2 separate regions of the Homo sapiens genome follow, and region 2 is linked to region 1. A link is a contact called in ENCODE Hi-C data. All regions are on one chromosome and are shown on one strand. Each heading gives the region's core, a stretch centred on a gene start or an enhancer-like site at or near the end of the contact. The rest is flanking DNA. Distances are from core to core; before and after follow the strand shown. Region 1 overlaps NWD2 (NACHT and WD repeat domain containing 2). Region 2 overlaps ARAP2 (ArfGAP with RhoGAP domain, ankyrin repeat and PH domain 2).

The links. Hi-C counts contacts between places; a loop is a spot of excess contacts on that map. Pooled maps may share reads with other maps.
Region 2: a pooled map shows a loop between it and region 1 (4-fold over the local background). The contact joins two enhancer-like sites. A Hi-C loop is called at or near these places in 3 of 37 single-sample maps with no recorded cell type and 7 of 50 pooled maps.

The regions. Positions count from the first base shown.
Region 1 is chr4:37,390,970-37,394,625 of GRCh38, reverse strand. The region is part of intron 3 of NWD2 (NACHT and WD repeat domain containing 2); the gene reads right to left. Among named protein-coding and RNA genes, the nearest start is that of PGCKA1, 61 kb to the left of the region's middle. RefSeq lists a silencer at 1,546-1,595. Within about 2 kb of position 1,570, at least 3 of the 41 ENCODE cell types and tissues checked have a DNase peak (open chromatin) inside an H3K27ac peak, as active enhancers do.
Region 2 is chr4:36,188,077-36,191,671 of GRCh38, reverse strand. The region is part of intron 7 of ARAP2 (ArfGAP with RhoGAP domain, ankyrin repeat and PH domain 2); the gene reads left to right. Among named protein-coding and RNA genes, the nearest start is that of ARAP2, 55 kb to the left of the region's middle. RefSeq lists an enhancer at 1,454-1,503. Within about 2 kb of position 1,676, at least 2 of the 41 ENCODE cell types and tissues checked have a DNase peak (open chromatin) inside an H3K27ac peak, as active enhancers do.

The DNA of each region.
Region 1 (3,656 bases), core at 321-2,820:
AAAATAAATTAGTGATGCTGCAGAGCACATATAACACTAGTGCCATGGCTTATACATAGCCCTTCTTTTAATTAACTGTTGGAGTGGGCAATCTACTCCTCTCACTTTATTATCATGATTTTTGAGTCTTATCAGTAAGTACTTAAATGCCTATTTCTGGGGATCACTGTCATTTACTGTGCTAGATACTATACAAAGCAATATAATTGATTTTTCAGTTTGTATTAATCAATAACTGTTATTTATGTCTAGCATCTGCTCTGAGCCATCCTGGCATGAACTAATTTCATTATCTCCCTTGCAAAACCTTGGTCTCACTCTATGGAGACTTCTAGACTAATCACGTGAAAACAACAAAGATGAATATATAAAGAAAATATGGCAAAGAAGAATCTTACGATGAAAACAGATGCTAGACAGATAACAATGAGGTGAGATTATACATTTACTTAAGTGCTCAGTGTGGTTATCTAAACAGATGCTAGATAGATAACAATGAGGTGAGATTATACATTTACTTAAGTGCTCAGTGTGGTTATCTTAAGGGATGGAAAATATTAGGCAGATGAGAGCCACAAAGATTTCCACATTCCCACTGCAGGTTTCTCTTCCCCAATTAATTTTCCATCTTTCTTAGAGGCTGTCTGAAAGAAACAACACTCATGTTTGCAGGTCCATCTTTGCCATTGGGGAACCGTTCTTTTCACAACTCTATGCCAAAGTCAAGAATTACCCTTCCAAAGATAGCCTTGTACTCCCAGCCTAGGGAGTAAAGGAATCAGACCAATTCAAGTGGCCCAATGGAGCTGAGCCTTAAGAAGCAGAAAGTTCTGAGAGGAGAGAGGGATGTTAAGTTAACAGGAAATCTGCAGAAGTCCGTGTTACATCAGGAGCTGTGAAGAATATATATAGCAGAAGGGAAGTTAGGAAGCCAGTAACCCCAAATTCAAGCCAACAGAGTGCTCGCTGCTGCAGAGAATTCAGCTTTTCAATGTATTTGGAAAGAAAGATTAAAATAGTGGTCCCTACTAAGAGACGCAATGGCCCGTTAAGGAGTCTGTGGTAGTAGTTGCATCCATTTTGCATTTCCTAGTATGTCTGGACCATCTTCTTTGGAAACTTTCCAGTTGTACTTATATTGAGTAATTATGGATTTTCTCCACTCTTTATCACATGTTTTGACATTTCTTCTCATGACAACACATAGCCTAGGAAATAACAAAAGGTCTTGATTAAGAAAATTAAAACTACTAAAATTTCTTGAGAACCCCTTCCAAAAACTTAAGGGTCAATCATTTCTGTTGTAAAATTTCTGACAGAGAAAATATATAAAAGGCCCAACAAAATGATGATTATTCATAGCATGAAAGACAGTTTTCTCTGAATCCCATCTTTTATTTGATTCTGATCAAGGTCAGAGTCTCCCCCCAACCCCCGGATGTTTCCTCCTAGCCTAAAGTGAACCCTTTGTTTTCTAAGAAAAGGGCCCAACATTCATGGCTTGGCCTCACTGCCTGCTCCCTTTCACTTCCTGAGGCGCCGTGGATCAGAGCCAATGCATTCAGAGAAGGGAACCAAATGACTGCCTGCTCCCAGGCGCTGTTCACTTGAGTGTGGCTGGAAATGATTTTATGTCAGACCGAGATTTGGGTCAAGAGAATTTCTGAAGCGTCCACAACATTCACAGACATCCTAGGGTGAATGAGAGACTGCCATGGTCCTTGGAAATTCTCCAAAAGAGAGATCAGCTCCTCTAGTTTTAAGATGACTCTAGAAGGGTCAGAAAACTGGGACTGGTGGAGACAACGTTAAGGTGAATAAATTGCCAACTGCTGAGTCAGTCTTCACTCAGAGGCATTTATTGAGTGCCCTGCAGTGTGCAGAGCTCTGTAGGAGCAATTAGCAAGGGCCAAGCTCAAGCTAGCAAAATGAGTAACACAGTTCAGTGAGGTCCACTGCTGGTGACTCCCTGCCCACTCGCACTCATTTGATCCTAGTTTCGCTAACTGTACTCCAAAACATTCTTACATCATCTACACCAGTGATTCTCAATAGAGGTTGGAGGAGAATTTTGCTCCCCAGGAGACATTTTGGGCTGTCACAATCTGGGGTGGGGGCAGAGGGGTTAGTATTGGCATCTAGTGGGTAGACACCATGAGATGCTGCTAAATATCCTACAATGTGCACAGCAGCCCCCGCCGCAGAGAATTATCTGGCCTAAGGTGTCAGTATAGCTGAGGCTGGGAAACCCGGATCTAAATGGTCTGCTTTAAGCTATTCAATGATCATGTTTTATCATCCACGTTCTAGTCTTCAGTTTTGATGGGAGCGTATCAGGCTCAAGCCTCTGTACTACACTCTCAGGTGTACGGATTTAAGAGTTTGCTTTTACCTTTATTCATGTTTTAATTAATTATGTTTTTTTGAGATAGGGTCTCATTCTGTTGCCCAGGCTGGAGTGCAGTGGTGCGATCTCGGCTTACTGCAACCTCTGCCTCCCAGGTTCCAGCAATTCTCCCACCTCAGCCTCCCAAGTAGCTGGGATTACAGGTGCTCCACCACGCCCAGCTAATTTTTTTGTATTTTTAGTAGAGACAGGGTTTCACCATGTTGGCCAGGCTGGTCTCAAACTCCTGATCTCAAGTAATCGACCCTCCGCCTCCCAAAGTGCTGGGATGACAGGCATGAGCCACCGTGCCCAGCCCGTGTTTTAATTTATTAAACGAACATACTTAAGCTGATGAAGACATGTGCAGAATATAGTGATTCTTCATTATCTCTTAAATTTGGTAACAGCCTTTTATAGCTGGGGGAAGACAGCGGGGCAGGAGGGCACAGGACTTGTGGGGGCCGATGGGGTCACCCAGCGAGGTCTCCATGTCTCAGCTTCCTCATCTGGATGACGATGAGGATGGCTTTACCTGGAAGGTCTTTTGGGACTCTGACATTGTATCACTAAAAACTCCTAGTAAGAGAAACCCACATACCCATTTCACCCATGCATACATCTTGACCAAATATTTCTCTCTTTCCCCACATACCAGCATATCTTCTCAAAGATTCTCATTTTCCATGACAAAAGGTTTTTATTCTAATTTAAACAAGACAATTATTAACCTTATACCTTCAAGCCTTTACTTATCTCTAAATCCCTCCCTTTCTCCTCACTCAAAAAGCATCTTTTGGAAGCTTCCGCTGACCAAAATACACCCACTCCTTCCTCCAGTTCATGCATGAGCATTATCTGACCAGCTAGCTGCCTGCAGGCACGTCTACATGTAACACATATGATTATATTCTGGCTGATCTGTTCATGTCCTTTCTATCCTAAAAATCTATATGTGTTTTCTTTCTCAGCAGGTAATAGAGTTCTTGAGTATGATATGTCATTTAATTCATCATCCTTTACAAGCTGTGGAGTTTTTGATGAACAGCCGCAAGTGATTTCCTAGTTATTAGCAAGAGACAAGGAATCACCAACCCACAAACACATTTTCTGAGTGGAAAATAAACAGGTAAAATAATCGAACTGTACTCTGAGATGTAGGTGGTAAATGCACCCAAACTGGATGTTGGTGAAAAACAAAAAAATCAGTGAGGTAGATTGTGTTGAGACACAGAATCTAATTTTAATGAACTCTAAATGAACACTTAAC
Region 2 (3,595 bases), core at 427-2,926, 1.2 Mb after region 1:
TACTCTGAAAAACACAGGCATTTTGAGCATTGTTGTCATTTGAGTATTTTTTTCTTTATTGTCTTTATCTTGTACTGTTGCAAGACAAATATAAAAATCAGCTCTACAGTGTTAAAAATTACAAGATTTTTCTTGGGATCTCATACTAGATTATAAATCAGCCATTAGATAAACTACAACATTCTGAGGTTTTAGTGACATAGTATTTTGCTTGTTAAGTATATTTTGATCACCTCTGGGGAATTATTTTTTTCTATTATTCTACCAGAAATATTTACTTGTTAACTATATCCTTGTTATAGGTGTGTAGGTTATTTTTTAAGGAATTGTTTTCTCTTTAACAGGATCTATTAGAAAGATAATCTTTTTTTAGTCCCTGTTTCTTTCAGTACAGTGCTACTTGACTTATTTCTAGTGACAAAATGGGTTAATGGTAACATTTTCCTCAACAAATAGTTAATTATCTCACTAGAGGGATGTTGTTATAAGTTCCTCTAATTCTTATGCAAGCTAAAATTTGGAAACAGATCACGTAGGGGATAAACTGTAAATGTTTTTAGGCATTCTAATTCCTGCTGTCTGGTCTCAGTCTCTACAGACTTAGAGCAGAGGGGCTCTTACACTGTCCCCAAAGATGCTGTGCCCTTTCCCACATCCTTAGGTTGCCTGACAATGGAAAGAGTTTATCTTCCTCTTCTGAATTTCTAGAGCACTTATTGGTCTAGTTTTGGCCTTGTATTGCCATTTTAACCTACTTGGATTTATAGGGTTTCCTTTGTTAAGCCAATCATGTCATGTGTCTCTGCCTAATGATCTTTTTAAACAGTGACTGAGTATACACTATGGGAAACTGGAGCATGTCTTTTCCTACATGTTCCCCTTGTGTTTTTGTTCTTCCATCTGAGCCTCCCTAGCCATTGCCATCCATCAACATTCTGTGCAAACATCAGACCCATCTTGTTATTCACCTCCATGAGCCTTTTCTTGATTTTCTCCAACTGTGTGACATTTGAAAAATAATATGCAGGAAAATTCAGAAGAAAAACAAACTGAAAGTAGGGAGGCAAACCAGGAGACTGTTACACTAAGCCAGGCGTTATTATCATGTAGACTAATGTATAGGCTCAGTGGAGCCTCAGTGGAAGTGATAAGAAATGAATTTCAAGAAATATTAAAAATGAGCCATCAGAGATTGTTATAATTGTGATTGATTAGACATAGGATTCATTCATTCAGAAAATATTTCTATAGTATTAACTACATGAAAGGTGGTGAGGAATGTAGATAAATGACCTGAAGCCTATTTGGGGAGAATATATTAATTAAATGATCACACAGGTAAATATAAAGTCACCGTTTAAATCACAATGAATAATTGTTATAAAGGAAAAATCCAGGTTGCTGTTAGCTTAAATTAGGGTTATCTGTGAGGATGAGGGGTTTGAGAGAATGTGCTGGTCAGAAAGGCTTTCTTCAGGAGGATATATTTATGCTGAAATATGAAGGTTGAGGAGGCAGTAAGTATGTGCAGATGGGCGTGAAGACAATTCGTTGCAGAGCAAACAGTGTATGCAAAGGCACTGGCTTGGGTAGAAATGTGATATATTCAGGAAACCTCAAGAAAACCAATGTGACAGTAATTCACAGTTGGTGAGTGGTGGGGAGGAAGTTTATTCTAGATGTGGGGAGAATGCAAGCTATGTGGGTGCAAAGGAACCAGCAAAGGTCAAAGATGACTTCATTCTATTTCAGATGGACTGGAAGAGTTGATATTTTAATGGACAGATATAAGGAGAGTGTAAGTCTTCAGGTGAAAATAAATTCAGTTTTACAGTTTATGGTGCTTACAAGACAGTTACATAGACTACTGATGACTTGAAATATGGCAGTGAAATTGAGTGAAATGAATAGATAAGAAAGGAAGAGAGAAATTTTAGATTACTCTGCATAAAGTTGGTAGAGCTGGAGGACATTATATTAAGTGAAATACGGCAGGAACAGAAAGTTAAACAGCCCATATTCTCACTGATGAGGAAGCTTTTTTCAAAGTGAATCTTACCAAAGTAAAAAGTAGTACAGAGGATAGTAGAGGCTGTGAAGGGTAGGGAGAAGGAGGACATAGGGAGAGATTTGTTAAAGGGCAGGAACTTATAGCTAGAGAGGCGGAATAAGTCCTAGTGTTCTATAGCACTGTAGGATGACTGTAGTTAACACTAATTTAATATAGTTTCAAATAGCCAGAAGGAGGATATTGAATGTTTCCAACACAGAGAGATGATGAATAATTGAGATGATGGACATGCTTGTTACCTCTTCTGGTCATTATACTTTATATGTATCACGACATCACTATGTATCATGACATCACTATGTATCCCATAAATACGAACAGTTATTATGTGTTAATTTAGAAAATTAAAAAAAAATAGTGGAAAAGGATTTTTATAGGGAGAGAAGATAAAGTAAAAAGGAGAAGAAATAAGTTGTTTACTAAGTGCTTATTTCTTGACATCCTTCTCTCTTTTCTGTATAAGGTTGCCCATTCATCTTCCTGAATCACAGCTCATTTGCCATACTCAGTTTTGGCTGCATGGGAGGACATAGGAGAGCCTTCATTGCATTGGTATTTAAGATTACATTAAAGAATGGATAGGATTTTGATGGATAAATAAAGTCAGGGATGGGAGATTGGAACAGAGCTAGTGAAGGAGAAGAAACTTAAAAAATACTCAGAGATAATGCCATGATGATATAGTGTATCTCCTTAAATAGCAGAAGAGGATATCCTTCTGGTAGAATGCCATGATGCTAATGATGACTGTCCCTTACCAATTGCTAAGGCAGGAATTTATGGCTAGGAGAAATATAAACTCAGTACTTGCTCCCTGCATGGAATGGTTTGCTGTTTTTTCCAAATCAGTTATATCTGGGACCTGCTCAAAAGTGTGGGTTCCAAGGATAACGCTGTGGAAGGGAAGAGATAAAGAAATCCCTTAAGGATGTATCCAAACTCTTTTAATATTGCAGACCTTCTATAATGTGTCCTTGGTATGCGTTATCAGCCTCCTATCTTTTGACTCTATGTTGTTGTCCTCTTATTTCTCTGCCTTACACTTCCATTATTTAGTCTTTTTGACTAGAATGCCCCCCACGCACTTGTCTATCTGGTTAAAATTAAGGTTTTTTAAAAGTCGGATTTAAATACCACCATGTTTGTAAAGGTATACCTCACAGCCTTTAAGCAGAATTGAGATTTTCCGTCTTTGTACTCTTAAATCCCTTAGTTTTTACCCAGTTTTAAACTCTTCTCTCATTGCAGTAGCTGGGTTTTCATTTTGAGGCTCCTTGAAAGTATAAGCACTCTGAATTTTCTTTCCAACACGGGGCCCAGAAAACATAAAGAGTTGAAATTGTGCAGTAGTTATCATGACATGATTTGAGAGGGTCCAGGAAAATGAAGATGGATTAAAAAGTTATCGAAGTCTTAAGAATGACCTTTTTTAAACAAAATTTGTAATATTTATATGCTGTTTGGAAACAGAAAAATCTGTCTTTTTTTATTCTTTATTCATTGAAGAGTAAAAATTAAAATGAT